Linked DNA regions of Homo sapiens: region 2 is linked to region 1. Evidence: read pairs that join two places in POLR2A ChIA-PET (ENCODE). Cell type or tissue: PC-9. All regions are shown on one strand.

Region 1 (5,000 bases):
ATTCTATCAAAAATGCATTATCTAAACTTATTGAAACCAAAATTTCTCCATCTGTGATGTATAATCTTACTAGCACTAAGTAACAAGGAAAACATCAATGGCTTTTAATGTATCAGGTTATATTATGATCCCTACATGACCACGCGGTAATGAAACTGACAAATTTTATCAGTAGGATTTTTTAAATTATAAAAGCAATTCATATTCATGAGAGAAAACTTGGAAATCACAAAAAGTACAAAGCACTTTAAAACAAAGTGCTTCTGTAATCCTACAAAACAGAGCCATGCCAGTACTTTGGTTAATTCTAAAACTGACTTTTAAAATCAGACACTAGATCTAGACAGTATTTTCTTTTTTAATTCATCATGGGAAAGGAGATTCAATACTGCCATTATTCAGAATCTGTGTGAAATTCCTCATCTGTAACTGGCATAACGGTCATGTAAGAAATTTGGTCTCAGTTTACAGTTTCACCTCATTTTAACCTAACATCACTGATAGATTGATTTCATTTAAATTAGTATAACTGAAGTCTTACTATACTGTGGTTCTGTTCAGAAACATAAACATGAATATGGTACTGTCCTCCTGCTTAGATTGCTCACAATCTAGACTACACAGACCAAAGTACAAGGTGGTTGTGTTAAATATACTCTAAGAAAGGATATATAAACAGTGATAGTGTGTCCGGAGTTGGTTCCTTCCACCGGGTTCTTGGTCTCGCTGACCAACAATGAAGCTTTGGACCTTTGCGGTAAATGTTACAGCTCTTAAAGGTGGCACAGACCCAAAAAGTTAGCAGCAGCAAGATTTATTGTGAAGAGCAAAAGAACAAGGGTTCCACAGCTGTGGGAGGAGACCCGAACCAATTGCCTCTGATGGTTGGGGTGGCCAGCTTTTATTCCCTTGTCCCCGCCCACATCCTGCTGATTGGTCCATTTTACAGAGTGCTGATTGGTGCGTTTTTACAGAGTGCTGATTGGTGCATTTACAATCCTTTAGCTAGACACAGAGCATTGATTGGTGCATTTACAATCCTCTAGCTAGACAGAAAAGTTCTCCAAGTCCCCACTTGAGGCAGGAAGTCCAGCTGGCTTCACCTCTCAATAGGTTAACATTAAAGAGGAAGTAAACCAAGTTAAAAGTTCAGAACTTCACTCAATAGGTTAACATTAAAGAGGAAGTAAACCAAGTTAAAAGTTCAGAACTTCACTCAATAGGTTAACATTAAAGAGGAAGTAAACCAAGTTAAAAGTTCAGAACTTCACAAAGGAAAGAAAATCTGCATCGTGCTTGAAGAATAAGGAAAATTTTGGTAAGAGGAAGAGAAAAAAGGGATGAACATCAAATGCCAAAGGACATAAATGTTCATAAAGGTTCTGGGAAAAGCAAGTAAATCTAGGAAAAAGGCAAATTGGCATTGGACTGCTGAGGACTTCTAAGTATCTTGCTAATCCATTTTTATTCACCAGGCATGATAAGGACTTCTAATGGTTTTCAAAATTCAAACCTACCCTCAAGAAGAAAACAACTGGCCATTACTGAGGATATTCAGAGAAATGTGCCACAGACTTAAAAATAAAAAATCCATGATGCTTCCATTGCTAAAGATCTCTCCCACACTTAAGCTTAGCACTTTCTCTTGAAGCTATCTTATGCTCCCACACAGACCACAACAGAATTAAAAGAACACTTAGAATTCAGATAACTCAACTTTTTTATTTCTTTGTAACATCCCCTGCCACAGGAACATTTGGCAGTCTTCTGAAGATTATTTCCAACAATTTTTTCCAGCAGTCCATATCATCCAAAAACAGCTCTATTAGAAAATCCTTCCTTCTACTAAATCAAAATTTTCCTGCCTCTAATTTACACCTATTAGTGTAATGATGAGGAGTTATATAAGTAATAATCCTTATTATAGTCCTTCAAATATTCAAAAAGTTCTCTTCCCAAGCTAAATAGGCTAAATAAAACAAGGTCAAACGTTCTTCATTAGACATGACTTTTAGGTTTGGTGTGAATCTCAACTTCACTTTATTAGCTATGTGACTTTGGGCTTAGCTTCTTTTACTCTAAAATGGGGATAACATGACACATTCTACCACATGGATGTACTGTGAAGACATAATGCTAAATAAGCCAGACACAAAAAAAAACAAATATTGTATGATTCTATTTATATGAGGTACCTAGAGTGGTCAAAATCATAGACACAGAAAGTAGAATGGTAGTTGTCAAGGGCTGGGGGTCATGGGAACAGGCAATTGTTCTTTAATGGGTATACAGTTTCAATCGAGGAAGATGAAAGTTCTAGAGATGGATGGTGGTGATGACTGCACAACAATGTGAATGTACTTAATGCCACTGAACTGTACACTTAAAAATGATTATCATGGTAAATTTTGTTATGTACATTTTACAATAAAAAAAGAATAGTAAGTATGACAAAATTGTACACTTTAAATGATTTAACATGTGTAAAGGAGCTGGGCATAATGGCTCACGCCTGTAATCCCAACACTTTGGGAGGTTGAAGCAGGTGAATCACTTGAGCCCAGGAGTTCAAGACCAGCCTGGGCAACATAGTGAGACCTTGTCTCTACAAAACATAAAAAATAAATTAGCCAGGCGTGGTGTAACACACCTGTGGTCCTAGCTACTCAAGAGGCTGAGGTAACACAATCACTCAAGCCTGGGAGGTCAAAGCTGCAGTGAGCTGTGGATTCCACCACTGCACTCCAGCCTGGGTAACAGAGCGAGTCTCTACCTCAATTAAACAAAAAAAAAAGTGTGGCCGGGTGCGATGGCTCACGCCTGTAATCCTAGCACTTTGGGAGGCTGAGGTTGGTGGGTTGACTGAGCTCAGGAGTTCGACACCAGCCTGGGCAACACAGTGAAACCCCATCTCTACTAAAATACTAAAAATTAGCCAGGCGTGGCGGCGTGTGCCTGTAATCCCAGCTACTCAGGAGGCTGAGGCAGGAGAATCGCTTGAACTTGGGAGGTGGAGGCTGCAGTGAGCTGAGATCACACCACTGCACTCCAGCCTGGGCGACAGAGCAAGACTGTGTCTCGAAAAAAATAAATAAAATGCCTTACACCAAGTGTCCCCAACCCCCAGGCCATGGACCAGTACCAGTCAGCGGCCTGTTAGGAACCAGGCCACATAGCAGGGTGAGTAGCTAGGCAAGTAAGCAAAGCTTCATCTGTATTTACAGCGAGTCCCTATTGCTTGCATTACTGCCTGAGTTCCACCTCTTCAGGTCAGCGGTGGCATTAGATTCTCATAGCAACATGAGCCCTATTGTGAACTGTGCACACAAGGGATCTAGGTTGGGCACTCCTTATTGGAATCTAATGCCTGATGATCTGTTACAATCTCCCATCAACCCCAGAAGGGACCATCTAGTTGCAGGAAAACAAGTTCAGGGCCCTCGCTGATTCTACATTGTGCTGAGTTGTATAATGATTTCATTATATATTACACTGTAATAATAACAGAAATAAAGTGCACAATAAATATAATGCATTTGAATCATCCCGAAATCAACCCCCATCTGCCACCCCCAGTCCGTGGAAAAATTGTCTTCCACAAAACCAATCCCTGATGCCAAAAAGGTTGAAGACCGCTGCTTACACAACACTTGGCATATAAAACATGGGCACATAATAGTGACTGTAATAGACTTACCAACTATGGGGCCTTGCTTGGCTAAATTCTATTTTTTAAGAAAGTAAGAACCTGGGGCCAGGCGTGGTGGCTCACGCCTGTAATCCCAGCACTTTGGGCGGCCGAGACGGGTGGATCACGAGGTCAAGAGATCGAGCCCATCCTGGCCAACATGGTGAAACCCCATCTCTACTAAAAATACAAAAAATTAGCCGGGTGTGGTGGCGGGCGCCTGTAGCCCCAGCTACTCGGGAGGCTGAGGCAGGAGAATGGTGTGAACCCGGGAGGCAGAGCTTACAGTGAGCCGAGATCGCGCCACTGCACTCTAGCCTGGGTGACACAGCAAGACTCTGTCTCGAAAAAAAAAGAAAAAGAACTTGCATTATCATGTCTCTCAGTATTCCCAACACTGTGCTGCACACAGGTACTCCAAGAATTTGTTCCATTAAAGAAAAAATATTAAAGCCATTTTAGAATGACTGGAAAACCACTGCAAACAAGGGAATAGAGGGCCAGACATGGTGGATCATGCCTATAATCCTAACACTTTGGGAGGCTAAGGTGAGCAGACTGCTTGAGCCTAGGTGTTTGAGACCAGCCTGGGCAACATAGCAAGACCCTGTCTTAAAAAAAAAAACCAGCTGATTAGTCTAACACACACACACAAAGAAACCACATTACTTTAAAGTAACATCTCCTTGGTACAGAAGAGTCTAGAAAACATAAAACTTCCCAAGATGTTAGTATGTTAATCAGTGAATGACTGCCAAACTACTCAGATAAATGGTGATAAGTACACAAATTGCTTTATTAACTTAGGCTTATCAGATTAAATTACAGGCAAATTTTACCAATGGCCCTCTACAAAAAGCATACATGAACAAAGAAGTCATGTAATAAATAAACTCTCAGCAGTGAAGAGCCACAAGTGACAAAAAAGACTAAAAACCACAGAGCTACCTGTCTCTGAATTGGGACATTTATCAACAAAGGTTATTCTTGAGAAGTCAGTATGAGTTTAAAGCATCTTCATAAACGTATCCAGTGAGCCAAGATGTAGCTTGACATGGGTTTAGGCATATCACTCCCAATGATGGAAAGGAACAGAAATTTTATCACTAATATTATGGTGAACATTGGTAGGATCAAAAGTCTGGATAAAAGGAAATATGAGAATTTCTCATGAGAAAAATAAGCAGTGTCTAGAAAGTCCAGACCAAACTGATTCCTTGCAAAATTCAAAATTAGATTAAAAAGAATGTTTGGAAGTTAAGAAAGGAAAAGTGAATACATGGAATCCTAGCTAGAAGATTCACCGTGAACA
Region 2 (5,000 bases), 100 kb after region 1:
TGAACCGCGAGGTGGAGGTTGCAGTGAGCTGAGATCACGCCACTGCACTCCAGCCTGGGTGACAGAGTGAGACTCTGTCCTAAAATAATAATAAAAATGTCCCACTTCCCATTTTCTAGTCTCTCTCTGTTATTGTCAACCCTTTATCTGCAGATGCTTCGACACAGCTATTTTTTCTACAATGAAGAAGAAGCTAATACTATCCTGACATTCTGAAAAAAGAATAATCTCAAAATATACAAACTTTTCTCATAGCTTAAAAGATAACATGAAAAAAATATGTCTCTTCAAGTGACTTTTTGAAATATGTTCACTGGGTATCATATTTTCACATCTTTAACAGTACCTAGCCACCTAACCTACAGAAGTGGAAGCATGGGACCTTCCGACATTCTCTTGCTCCTTGCAGCCCTCAACCTACAAGGAGTGAGTAGTGGGATGGGGAACTTCTATAAAGGCCCCTCAGAACTGGGCACAAACAGGACCAAAGGACCAAAATGGTACTAAAAGGCTGGAGGTAGAGCCAGAGACAGGAGATGCAAACAGAGGTGCCATGTCCAGGATGCAGGAGAGTCCCAGCAGGCATGGAAATGGACTTCACAATGTGGGAGGTTAGACATAAAACCCCATGAGAACCTTCCTAGGGGGCAAGTCAAGAAGCAGAATCAGAGGCCTGTGATCTCCACACTCTGTTTCTTTCTTTTTTTTTTTTTTTTGAGACAGAGTCTGGCTCTGTCGCCAGGCTGGGGTGCAGTGGCGTGATCTCGGCTCACTGCAACCTCCACCTCCTGGTTCAAGCGATTCTCCTGCCTCAGCCTCCCAAGTAGCTGGGACTACAGGCACCCGCCACCACATCCAGCTAATTTTGGTATTTTTAGTAGAGATGAGGTTTCACCATGTTGGCCAGGATGGTCTCACACTCCTGACCTCAAATGATTCACCTGCCTTGGCCTCCGAAAGTGCTGAGATGACCTGGTGATTCACCTGCCTCAGCCTCCCAAAGTGCTGGGATTACAGGTGTGAGCCACTGTGCCTGGCCTCTTTTTTTTTTTTTTTTTTTGAGATGGAGTCTCGCTGTGTTGCCCGGGCTGGAGTACAGTGGCATGATTTCAGCTCACTGCAACCTCCACCTCCCAGGTTCAAGCAATTCTCCTGCCTCAACCGCCCAAAGAGCTGGGATTACAGGCATGCACCACCACACCTGGCTAATTTTTGTATTTTTAGTAGAGGCAGGGTTTCACCATGTCAGCCAGGCTGGTCTCAAAACTCCTGACCTCAAATGATTCACTCGCCTCGGCTTCCCAAAGTACTGAGATTACAGGCGTGAGCCACCATGCCCTGCCAGACACACCCTGTTTCTTTCTTTCTTTCTTTCTTTCTTTTTTTTGAGACAGAGTCTTGCTCTGTCACCCAGGCTGGAGTGCAGTGGCGCGATGTCAGCTCACTGAAACCTCTGTCTCCCGGGTTCAAGCAATTCTCTGCCTCAGCCTCCTGAGTAGCTGGGATTACAGGCACCTGCCACCACGCCTGGCTAATTTTTTGTATTTTTAGTAGAGACAGGGTTTCACCATCTTGGCCAGGCTTGTCCTGAACTCCTGACCTCGTGATCCACCCTCCTGGGCCCCCCAAAGCGCTGGGACTACTGGCGTGAGCCACCACACCCGGCCAGACACACCCTGTTTCTTGTATGAGTTCTGTATTTTTGTGTGCCACACAAGGTTGCTTTGCATTTGGTAGTACCAGAGGTTTAGGTTGGCACCCCCTCAGATGATGACTGAACAGCTCATTGGCACAGAAACCTGGGTGGTACTCTGGGAAGGATGCCAATGGACACTCAAACAATACTCCTGCTGATTTTTTTCAGCCTACTTGCCTGACACTTAACAGTCAGCAGCCCCACTTGACCAGTGTAATGGTTAAAAGCAAGGAGCCACTTTTATGGGTTTGAATCCTGACTCTGCCACTTAACAAGTTGCATGATCTTGGGCAGGTTACTTAATCACTCTGTTTCCCTATATGCAAAACGGGGATAATAATAGCACCTATTCCACAGTGGTGTGGAGATTGCATAAGTTAATACAAGCGAAGATCCTACAAGGCCTGAAACATAGTAAGCACTCAATAAATATAAATACTAGATATTATTGTTGTTTCCACTCTTTTGGAACCTTCCACCTAATTTTTCCTGCCTCCCCAGGATCCTCCAAATTCCTTACTCACATTTCTTTACCACTGTAGACCAAAAGTCCTTATTCTCTCATGTTACCTTACAGTAGCCCTCGAGTTCCTGACAGAAGAGCCTGATTACTTTACAAAAAAAGCCAACCCATCTCATAAACTATAAAACAAAAAAAGATAAATTGGTTTTATCAAACTTAAAGTATTCAAAGGATACTGTTAAGAAAACGACAAGATGAGTCACAGATTGTGAGAAAAAAATCAAAATCTGTATATCTGACAAAGAACTTGTGTTTAGAATATATAATGAACTCTTGTCCTCAGTAACAAAAGACAACTTTTAAACTCAACTTCTAAAAATGGGCAAAAGATATAAATAGGCATTTTGCAACAGATATATAAATGACTAACAAGCAACTGAACAGAGCTCAACATCATTAGTCAACATGGAAATGTAAATTAAAACCACATTGAGAGGCTGGGCACGGTGGCTCACGCCTGTAATGCTGACACTTTGGAAGACCAAGGTGGGCGGATCACTTGAGGCCAGGAGTTCGAAACCACCCTGGCCAACATGGTGAAACCCTGTCTCTACTAAAAATGCAAAAACAGGTAGCCAGGCGTGGTGGCGGGCACCTGTAATCCCAGCTACTCGGAAGGCTGAGGCAAGAGAATTGCTTGAACCCAGGAGGCAGAGGCTGCAGTGAGCAGAGATCACGCCATTGCACTCCAGCCTGGGCAACAAGAGCGAAACTCCATCTTAAAAAAAACAAAACAAAACACACACACACACGCACTGAGAGACTGCCTCTCAATACCCTCTAGACTGGCAAAAATAAAAAAGATTGATAATACCAAGTGTGACGAGGACATAGAAGAACTGGAACTCTCATACACTGCTGGTGGGTGTGTAAAATGGTACAATCACATTGGAAAATAGTTTGGCAGTTTCTTATAAAGTTAAACATAAACTTATCATACAACCACATAATTCCACTGTCAGTATTCTACTTAAGAGAAAAATATGTCTACCCAAGGAAGTCTAGTCAAATTTTCATAGCAAGTTTATTTATAATAGCCCAAAGCTATTATAAATATAATAGCCCATTCAAATGCCATTAACAGGAAAATGGATAAACAAAATGGTATATCCGTACGTGGAATACTAATCAACAATAAAAAAGAATGACTTACTAATACATGCAACAACATGAATAAATATTTTAAAATAATGTTAAAGTAAAAGAAGCCAGACACAAAAAAATTCCCTATCACATAATCCTGTTTACATGAATTTCCTGAATAGGCAAAACTAATCTTGTAATGGCAGAGAAAGCAAATGAGTGGTTTTCTGGGGCTGGGGTATGGGAATCGGCTGCACAGGGGCATGAGGGAACTTTTTGAGGTGGTGGAAATATTCTATATCTTGATTGTGCTGGCTGGCGGTTACACAGGGGGTTTACGCTTGTCAAAACTCATTGAGCTGAAAAAGAAAATCCCACATTAAATGGTACATTTAAAATGGGTGCATTTTATTATATGTAAATTTTTCCTCAGTAAAATAACTTTTTAAAAACAACCAGCCCATTTGTTTAGCAACAAAAAAATTAGTTCTGCATGCCCCGGGGTGGCAGGGAACAAGATAGCTAGAGGCCAGAGAGGGAGTCAGTTGACTCTTTCTTAAATAGACTTTACTTTTTAGTAGTTTAGGTTCTCAGCGAAATTGAACAGAAGGTACGGAATTTACCATTCACTTCCTGTTTTTATATCCTCACAGCCTTTCCCACTAACAACATCCCACTCCAGGATGATACATTTGTTACATTTGATGAACCTACATTGACACATTATTATCACCCAAAGTCTAAATTCACTTTTGGTGCTGAACATTCTATGAGTCTGGACAAATGTATAATAACATGCACCCATCATTATAATATTATACAGAATAGTTTCATTACCATAAAAATCCTCTGTGCTCTGCCTGTTCATCCCTCCCTACTCCCTAACCCCTGGCAAACACTGACCTCTTTACTGGCTCCATAGTTTTCCCTTTCTAGAATGTCATATAGTTGGAATGATACAGTCTGTGGCCTTTTCAGATTGGTTCCTTCCACTTAGTAATATTTAGCATCCCTTCTTATCTTTTTATGGCTTGATAAATCATTTATCTTTATTACTAAATAACGTCATTTTTTCTAGATGTATCACAGTTTATTTATCCATTCATCTATTAAAGGGCATCTTGATTGCTTCCAAGTTTTGGCAATTATTAATAAAGCTGCTACGAACATTCATGTGCAGGTTTTTGTGTGGACAAAGTTTTTAACCATTTGGGCAAATTAGGAGCATGATTGCCGAATCATATGATAAGTCTATGTTGTGCTGTGTAAGAAATTGCCAAGCTTGGCTGGGCATGGTGGCTCATGCCTGTAATCCCAGCACTTTTGGAGGTCGAGATGGGCAGATCACCTGAGGGCAGGAGTTCGACCTCACCTCACCAAAGAAGATATACAGGTGGCAAATAAATATATAAAAAGATGCTCACATCTGTCATAAGGGAATTACCAATTAAAACAACGAGATACCACTACACACCTATTAGAATGGCTCCAATCCAAAACACAGACAACACCAAATGCTGGCGAGAATATGGAGCATCAGGAGCTCTCACTCATTACTAATGGGAATACAAAATGGTACAGCCACTTTTGGAAGAGAGCTCAGCAACTTTTTTTTTTTCTTTTGAGACAGAGTTTCGCTCTTGTTGTCCAGGCTGGAGTGCAATGGCACAATTTCAGCTCACCGCCTCCGCCTCCCAG

What was found. ChIA-PET counts read pairs that join two places held together with the same protein. Peaks named below come from ENCODE experiments on the same cell type or tissue, not always from the same donor. Only the 100,000 strongest peaks of a DNase experiment are listed, where the experiment ranks them.
Region 2: POLR2A ChIA-PET joins it to region 1 with 5 read pairs; 6 of 35 experiments call an interaction of 5 or more read pairs at or near these places.

Annotation. Positions count from the first base shown.
Region 1 is chr15:79,908,767-79,913,766 of GRCh38, forward strand. The region is part of intron 1 of ST20-MTHFS (ST20-MTHFS readthrough); the gene reads right to left. The region is part of intron 1 of ST20 (suppressor of tumorigenicity 20); the gene reads right to left. Among named protein-coding and RNA genes, the nearest start is that of ST20-AS1, 12 kb to the right of the region's middle. In PC-9, no CTCF peak of the experiment used is centred here; no DNase peak of the experiment used is centred here.
Region 2 is chr15:80,008,589-80,013,588 of GRCh38, forward strand. No RefSeq gene overlaps it. Among named protein-coding and RNA genes, the nearest start is that of BCL2A1, 40 kb to the left of the region's middle. RefSeq lists an enhancer at 1,677-1,736. In PC-9, no CTCF peak of the experiment used is centred here; DNase peaks (open chromatin) are centred at 943, 1,313, 1,833 and 2,593; H3K27ac peaks cover 3,695 bases.